2 separate regions of the Homo sapiens genome follow, and region 1 is linked to region 2. The links are chromatin loops, found by intact Hi-C in ENCODE. Cell type or tissue: Caco-2. All regions are shown on one strand. Each heading gives the region's core, and the rest is flanking DNA. Links, peaks and the distances in the headings are about the cores only.

What was found. Hi-C counts contacts between places; a loop is a spot of excess contacts. Peaks named below come from ENCODE experiments on the same cell type or tissue, not always from the same donor. Only the 100,000 strongest peaks of a DNase experiment are listed, where the experiment ranks them.
Region 1: a loop joins it to region 2, with 2.7 times the contacts of the local background. A loop is called at or near these places in 12 of 110 quality-filtered maps.

What each region holds. Positions count from the first base shown.
Region 1 is chr10:7,620,947-7,624,515 of GRCh38, forward strand. All of the region lies in intron 5 of ITIH5 (inter-alpha-trypsin inhibitor heavy chain 5), which reads right to left. Among named protein-coding and RNA genes, the nearest start is that of ITIH5, 44 kb to the right of the region's middle. In Caco-2, for the core only: no CTCF peak of the experiment used is centred there; a DNase peak (open chromatin) is centred at 2,207.
Region 2 is chr10:7,539,625-7,544,385 of GRCh38, forward strand. It overlaps LOC105376391 (a long non-coding RNA gene), which reads left to right and starts at 1,775. Exons shown (of 2, transcript XR_930632.2): 1 at 1,775-2,012. RefSeq lists an enhancer at 1,865-2,724. In Caco-2, for the core only: a CTCF peak has its summit at 2,388; DNase peaks (open chromatin) are centred at 1,657, 1,957 and 2,327.

The sequences.
Region 1 (3,569 bases), core at 1,070-3,569, 81 kb after region 2:
GATCTTGAACCAGCAGCATCAGCAGCTCCTGGGAACTTGCTAGAAATGCCAATTCTCAGGCCCACCCCAGAAACTCGGAGTCAGAAACTCTGGGGATGGGACTCCGCCATTTGTGTTTTAACGAGCCCTCTGGGTGATTCCGGTTTTTGCCCATAGAAAATAGGCATGTAGCTTACACATGGTCTGTGTGCCTTACACATAGAAAAGTGTCAATAAAATGTGTTGTATGCAATTAGGCAGCACTTAGATTATCTCTAAGATTCTACAATAATTAGATTAGACTCTCTTTATGCTGCCAGCATGTACCTACTTAGTCTTGCTTCCAATCTCGTGAAAATGCTTTTTACAAGCTCCCTGAATTAATACCATTCATGGCTGAGTAAAAGCACTGGGGATTAGAAAGTATAATTTCTCTGTCCATCATTCACTCGACTAGGCTCTTTGATATGGACCATGAGGAAGGATACTGTATGATTATTTTGGCTTCCTAGTGACCTCTGGTTTTACTAGCTCATGATGAAAATTCATGAGATTCAACTAAATGGGATTATTTTACACACCCAAAGAATGGGTTGATTCTCAGTTTGGTTACTCACCAAGGAGCCTGGTTCCTGAGGCCAACCACCACCCAGGAAGAAGCAGACAGTAAATGTGACCCAATAAATTTTTCACTACTTTTTTTTTAAGTTTACTGGGAGCAATTCCAGAGGAGCATCTCTAGAAAATAGAATCATCTTTTTATTAAGGGGGAAAAAAATCTGTTAAGTAGGTTCATATGGGCTGTTCCACCGTTACTGACCAAAATCCCAGAGCAGAAGAACATGACTCCGTTTTTCCTTGCTGTGAATGGGGGCTCACCCTGCTTACCGCCACAGATATTTCCTAAGCACAAAAATGAGTGTCACCCGCAGGGTCATCAGAGTCACAGGTTAATGAAGACCGCAAGGAAAGACATTGGTGCAGAACAAAAAAGAGGAAGAATCTGACCCACTTGTCTAATGAGAACCCATGTCTCTTTCCTCCTTCGTGTTCTCTCCTTCTTGCCCACTTCTATGGTGAGCTGGAGCAGCTGCTCCGATTTGAGGGAGGCCAAGTCTTCTAATCCCATCTTCCTGTCTTCATGCAGGCATTGGTGATCCCATGCAAGACAACCCCAGGGACACACAACTGCCTCTCCTGCCCTCGGGAAAATTCATTCATGCTCTTCCTCCACTCACTGACTCTTCCCTGCCTCTCAGGCCACCAGGACTCCCAGGGGGCTCTCTTCTTTTCTAAAGCCCAGTATTTTAGAGCAAGAAGTTTTGTGTTATCTTTGCAAACTACAGAATACCAAAGAGAGTGGGTTCTAGAGTGTGACTGAATCAAAACGACTGACTTAATATTCCTGAGCTTCAGTCCCACATCTGTTACATGGAAACAATTCCACAGTCACAGAATCATTGTTGAGATGTAGTGAGATCTCATATGTAAGGTACCCCGTGTGGTGCCTGGCAGACAGTAGGTGCTCAATACATACTAGCTCCATCCTCTTCCCCTTCAGAAGTAGTTTTTTGTACTTTGTCCATTATGAAAGGCAACTTATAAAGAAAAAAATGCTCTTGGATAACATACAGTTCACATTTTGTCATAACAGTTTTCTCTATACCACTGAAAGCTTGAAAAAAACAATATTTTAAAAGGACAGACACATAATAAACATTCATAACAGGAAATTCAATATATATACACATTATACATATGTCAATATGCTTATATAAAGAATAATCTTTAAAAAAAGAATAATCTTTACAAAATATAATGAAGTCAGTAGCTGTCTGAAAGTCCCTTAAAATTATACACAGAATTTTGCACGTAAGCGTAAATGTACATTTTTTTCTGAAGAAAGGATGCATTGATTTTGCCACATTCTCCAAGGACTCTAAAGAAAGTTAAGAACCATGTTTATAAGTGCCATTAAATATTCCTATGTCTGATCCTATTAGGTAATGACAAAGTACTTTATAGCTTGTGCATCAGAGTTGAAGAGAACAAAACATATGTCCTTAGTGATGTCCTGATACATGGAGGTTGGTCGCAAACATACAATCTTTTCCTAGACAATTATCACATGGGGAAAGATGGCAGCCAACTGCTATGTAAAATGCCAAAGGTGAAAAGATTGAGAAGAGCCCCATGCTCACAGCCACGGGCTGGAAGCGCCACCCTCTGGGTTGATAGGGAGAGGGATTTCCTGGCCTCTGTTTCCTGAGGGTCTGGGTTTTGGCTGCTGTCGGAGAAAAGCAGCCAACACCTGGTGCATTGACAAAAGGATTTCCCAACACACGCTGCCTGCTCATTTCCTCTTTAGAAAGAAGCTTAAATTGTCTATGTTTGTTTATGAACCCTGCTTACCTGGGATCCAACGAGGCAATTTCTTAAATATATGGAGGTCAAAAATACTGTGAATAATTGGAGCACTACCCTCTGAGGGTGGCAATAAAGATAAAACTCAAGCAAATCAGCAGAGGATTGAAAGAAAAACTGGTAACACAGAGGCAATGACGATGAGAAGGAATTTGGTTAAATACCTTCATAAGGCCGGGCGTGGTGGCTCACGCCTGTAATCCCAGCACTTTGGGAGGCCAAGGCAGGCGGATCACAAGGTCAGGAGATCGAGACCATCCTGGATAACACGGTGAAACCCCGTCTCTACTAAAAATACAAAAAAATAGCCAGGCGTGGTGGCAGGCGCCTGTAGTCCCAGCTACTCAGGAGGGTGAGGCAGGAGAATGGCGTGAACCCAGGAGGTGGAGCTCACAGTGAGCCGAGATTGCACCACTGCACTCCAGCCTGGGCGACAGAGTAAGACTCCATCTCAAAAAAAAAAAAAAAAAAAAAATACCTTCATAAGTCTCTTACTATCCACAGTTTTCCTTTGGGAAAGGATTTTTCTTCCCCCTACGTGAATGTTTGGTATTTTAAATCCTTTTGGAAAACAGCATCATATAGATATGATAGCAACACATAGCACAGAATACTAATTCAAATTTATAGCTGAAGGGATTCAAACTCAACTGTAGTATTTTATAGTTAAGTAGATGTTTGCCCAGGTTTCTTAGCAAATCAGCTTTCTTCACTGCTTATTCAATGCTCTTCCTTCCTAAAATAATAGATTCCCAACTCTCAGTTTTCCATATTTGAAAAAATTTCCCAAGAGAGACTATGTGTGAAAACAAGTACAACTACCTCACCCAGCAAGCACACTTTCTAAAAGTTAACCCTTAAAAATATGCATTCCCAGGCCAGGCACAGTGGCTCATGCCTGTAATCCCAGCACTTTGGGAGGCCGAGGTAGGCAGATCACCTGAGGTGGGGAGGTCGAGACCAGCCTGACCAACATGGAGAAACCCCGTCTCTACTAAAAATACAAACTTAGCGGGACATGGTGGCGCATGCCTGTAATCCTAGATACTCGGGAGGCTGAGGCAGGAGAATCACTTGGACCCGGGAGGCAGAGGTTGCAGTGAGCCAAGATCGTACCATTGCACTCCAGCCTGGGCAACAAGAGCGAAACTCCATCTCAAAACAAA
Region 2 (4,761 bases), core at 1,117-3,616:
CTTTGTGTGGGAGAAGAGCAGATAGATGGTGGGAGGGTGAAAGGAAGGGCTACTTCAAGTTGCTCCAAAAACTGGGAGTGGGTGGGAATTAAGTCTCTATCAGGTCAAGTTAATACTGGTTAGAATTAGCAAAGTGACTGAGAGTGAGCCTTGGGGTTTATTTTTTGGAAGGAGTCTAAAAGTCCTTCCCACAAAGCACTCCAGCTCCATCTAATGCAATGCCTCTGATTTGTCATAGGCAATTTCTATGAACTTACGCTGTTTTCCCAGTGGACTGGAGTTTATGTATCTCTCTTAATCTGCACAGCCCAGTGGGGAGAGAATCTGTGTTTGTTCCCCTCCCATCTCCTTGCTTACAATTCCTGCTCCCAGCTGGCTTCAGGAACACCCTTGGCAGAGGGGGTAGTGGACCCTCCCTCCATCCCCAAAAACTTAAAGAATGTGCCTTGATTAGAAGCACAAAGCAGATCTCAAGATGTGCTCAGCAGCTGTGGACACCCTGGAGATAAAAAGGAGAGGGGGCCGGTGCCTGTAATGCCAGCACTTTGGGAGGCCGAGGCAGGAAGATCACTTGAGGTCAGGAGTTCGAGACCAGCCTGGCCAACATGGCGAAACCCCATCTCTGCTAAAAATACAAAAAATTAGCCAGGCGTGGTAGTGAGCACCTATAATCCCAGCTACTTGGGAGGCTGAGGCATGAGAATCGCTTGTACCTGGGAGGAAGAGGTTGCAGTGAGCTGAGATTGCACTACTGCTCTCCAGCCTGGGTGACAGAGTGAGACTCTGTCTCAAAAAAAAAAAAAAAAAAAAAAGAGAGAGAGATAGAGAATGTAGAGGAATGGAACCATTATATTACATATCCAAAAAGGGAACAATCCACTTTTTGGTTTAGAACATGACATGTTGTCTTCATGCCAAGCCATCCTTTCCAAATTGTGTTCTATTAATTTAATCTTATGATTACTTTGTATTGATTGTCTAAAGCCCTCACCAATTTGCGACAGTAAAATGCACCCTGGAAGGATGTTAGGTTTAGGAGAGATGCAAGTTGATACCACCGGCCACTGGCCACCAGGTCTCCATTCACAGATAACAGACTTTTGTTTCCATTATCAGTTGACAAATAACAGCTATGTGATTGACTGGGTGAAAAATAAATTTACTGTAGCGTGTTAGTTGCACCATTTCACTCCCTTTATATTTTTAAAGCAAAGATTAAAGTTCAAAAAGAAGCCTCATTTGGTGTTTTTCACGTCTGATGGTAAACTACCTGAGGACAGAGACAGTTGGTTTCCTGGGAGAAAACCCCATGGCTTATCACCAAACAGCGTGCAAACAGTAGGTGCATGGGTGGGGAGGCCTCAATAGTGTCACATACAAAGAAAGGAGTGAAAGCCTGACATAAATTCTCTTCCTTATCCAAAAAGCAAAGCTATCCTATGCAGAGGAAAATGGAGCTGAAACAAGTATGTCTCTTTCCTTCTTTGTATCCCACGACTGTAACCACAGGTATGGCTCTTAGGACCTGTGGAGTCATTCACTGTCCAAAGGCCACGTAGGCTCATTCCTTGTTAGAATAAGGTTGCCTGTGCAGACGGCTGGTCCTGTGTGCAGGCATCTGGGCTCACGTCTCCCAGGAGGGGAGGATGGGGCTGCCGTTGCTGTTGCCATGGCCCCGTGCAGTGTTTCCATAACACAGCCGGCCCACATCCCAAGCAGGCCTGCTTGGACAGTTTGCCCTGCATGATGCGAGACAGGCTGGAGAGGGATCAAGGACCCTTTGGGATTGGAATTCTGGGTTTTGCGTGTGAGAGTTTAACTGGCTAAGACCAGGCCAGTACATGAGCGCAGGCCCAAGATCCGAAAGGGAAAGTCCTGAACGCCCCCTTCCCCCTGTCTTTTCGGCGGGGCTTTGGGAGTTTGCAGGGTGTTCTGAGTGTTTGGGCCTCAGGGATTCTCACCTCCGGGAGATTCCAGGAGCTGTAGGGGGTGGAATGCGAGTAGGAGGAGAGGTGAGTAATGACTGGTGGACCCGCATGGGCTAACTCTTACGGTTCAAGGGTTCAGGAAGAGATTTGCAAACGTCTCTACTCTACTTTGTCTACAAAAGAACACCAAGGAATTCAGAAACTTAATTTGAAGTGGAGTTTTTGGGGATTTTTTACTTCTTGGCAGTGGTAGGCTACCCACCATCTGGGACCTGTATGTGTCATTGAAAAGAAGGTCCCCTCTGGCATGAGTGGAGTGCGGTAGGCGTGGCCTGGAATCCCTGGGTGGCCTGACAGCCCATTTTAATCAGCAATTCTACTGGAGTTCCAGTGACCCAGGGAACAAAGTTCACCACTGCTCCTTACTCAGAACTGGTGATAACGTTGACAGGGCTGATGGGAATCCTCCTGCTGGCTGCAAACTCCACCTGCAGCAGAGACGGGGCTTCTAGGGAGACAGGGTCAGTGTGAGTGAGTGCTGCTGGGTTTGCCAGGCTGCTGGAGTGGGTGTACTACTCCTCAGTGTGCAGGGGGCATCCTCTGCCCCAAACCGACCCCATCTCATCTTCCCTTGCTGATTCCTCCTGGCTGCTTCCATGATCCGTCCTACTTCCCAAAACAGAGAGGATATCTAAATATCATTTTTCAACTTCCCCAGCTGGTAAATGATGAAATTATTATATACTTGCCTTTCTTATCTTTCTACCAAACAGTAGGTTCCTTGAAGACAGACGTCATTATCATTCCTGCTTATGTTCATGTCCCCTAATTAACAGGCTTTGTGCTTACCTAACAAGTATGTGGCACGTATCTGTTTAAATAGCATAAAACAAATATCTCAGTGTTTGCAGTAGTGGACATATACCAGTAAAGTGTCAAGGGTGCCATTTCAGAATCCCTTAATCTTCCAGCAACTTTTTGGTGACCACAAAGATGGTGTTTTGCCTGTGATGCCCCACTCTCCTAATATACTATATGGAATAATGACTTTCTATATCCGTAATCAATATTTACTTTGAATATCAGTAGGTTGAGTTAGTAGTTTGATTCTGGTCCCTTGTTTACTCTGATGCAATCCCCTGTAAGAAGGACCTGACAAAGTGCCTGGTGAATGGGGTTCAGTACATGCCAGTACCTTTTCTTTCCCTGCTAATGCGAACTTAGCAATAAGCACTCACAGAAGTGAGAGTCTAGAGCCTTGGTTATTGGCTGTGACTCTGCCATCACGCTTAGGTGATCATTAAGACATCATTTGGTAGTATCTTTCCTCTGGCAAGGGGAAGAGATGGCTGTTTTTGCATAGGGATAAGATATTATCTTTAAAGCACTTTGTGATCCCAGAAGAAAAGTGTACTCTAAGACCCTGGAGCACTACCCCATTTCTCTACTGTTATTAACAAAATAAATGTGTGTCTGGCACAAGGACTTACACTTAGCAGATAACTCCCAAACTATCAGTGTAGTGGTGCATTATTTTTTGGCCACTTGGTCTTTTTGGGCAAATGCCTAACTGTGGAGACTCCCCCCACTTTACCAGTCCTGCCTCCACGTGGGAGCTTTGGCGGGGTTTATTTCTTGGGGCCAAGTCTCAACAAGTTGAATAGGAAAGCTTGGCAGCCCTAAGCTTCTTCTTCATCTTCCCTGGGGCACGCTCCTATGAGCATGTTAGGAAAGAGATTTTTAGGACAGCATTTCAGTCTCGGTTCTTTGGTCTTTTTAGTTAAAGGTCCACGGCCCTGATTTTCAGACGGACATAGTTGTACCAGCTAGAGCTCATAGAGAAGAGAGATTTAGACATTTGCTACTCCAAGCACAGTCCACAGGCATCTGTGTGGGCCTCCCTTGGGGGAGTGTTGGAAATAGAGGATCTGAGACTCATGCCCCTCCCCCAACACCGGAATTGACCTGGCACCACATTCTCCAGGTGACTCACGAGCACTTGCACCTTTGAGAAGACTGATGGAGACAAATGCCCGGGAAGCCGTCTGCAGACCCTGGAAAGGGGGTGTGCACTTGACCCAATCAGAGGCAGTCGTTTGGCTCAGCATCACAGAAAACAGATGTATTAGTCCATTTTCACATTGCTGATAAAGACATGCCCAAGACGGGGAAGAAAAAGAGGTTTCATTGGACTTACAGTTCCACATAGCTGGGAAGGACTCAGAATCATGGTGGGAGGCGAAAGATATTTCATACATGGTGGCGGCAAGAGAAAATGAGGAAAATGCAAAAGTGGAAACCCCTGATAAACCCATCAGATCTCGTGAGACTTATCTGCCACCACAAGAACAGTATGGGTGAAACCACCCCCGTGATTCAAGTCATCTCCCACCAGGTCCCTCCCACAACATGTGGGAATTACGGGAGTACAATTCAAGATGAGATTAGGGTGGGGACACGAAGCCAGACCATATCAATGGAAAATTCCAGAAGGATATGGAAATAGGGTGTAGTTCCAATGCAAGTTTCACCATAGAAGCTACTAGGCTTCTTCAGCTGCAGATCTGGGGCAGATCAACCATCTAATTAGGCCCTGCCAAGAGGGTGCCTGGGAAGGAAGGCCGTGGCAGGCAGGAGGAAGAGGAAAGAGAGGGTGCAAATTATCTTCCTATAAATTTTCAAGTAACCTATATGCATTATAAGATTTCCAGGCACTACGTAAGAGCATAAAGTAAGCACCGGACATGAGAGTTGCCTTCCTCCGAGATTGTACTCATCATATGGAATTGATTAAGAGCACAGACTGCCATTGTTTGAACCCAGCTGTAGCACT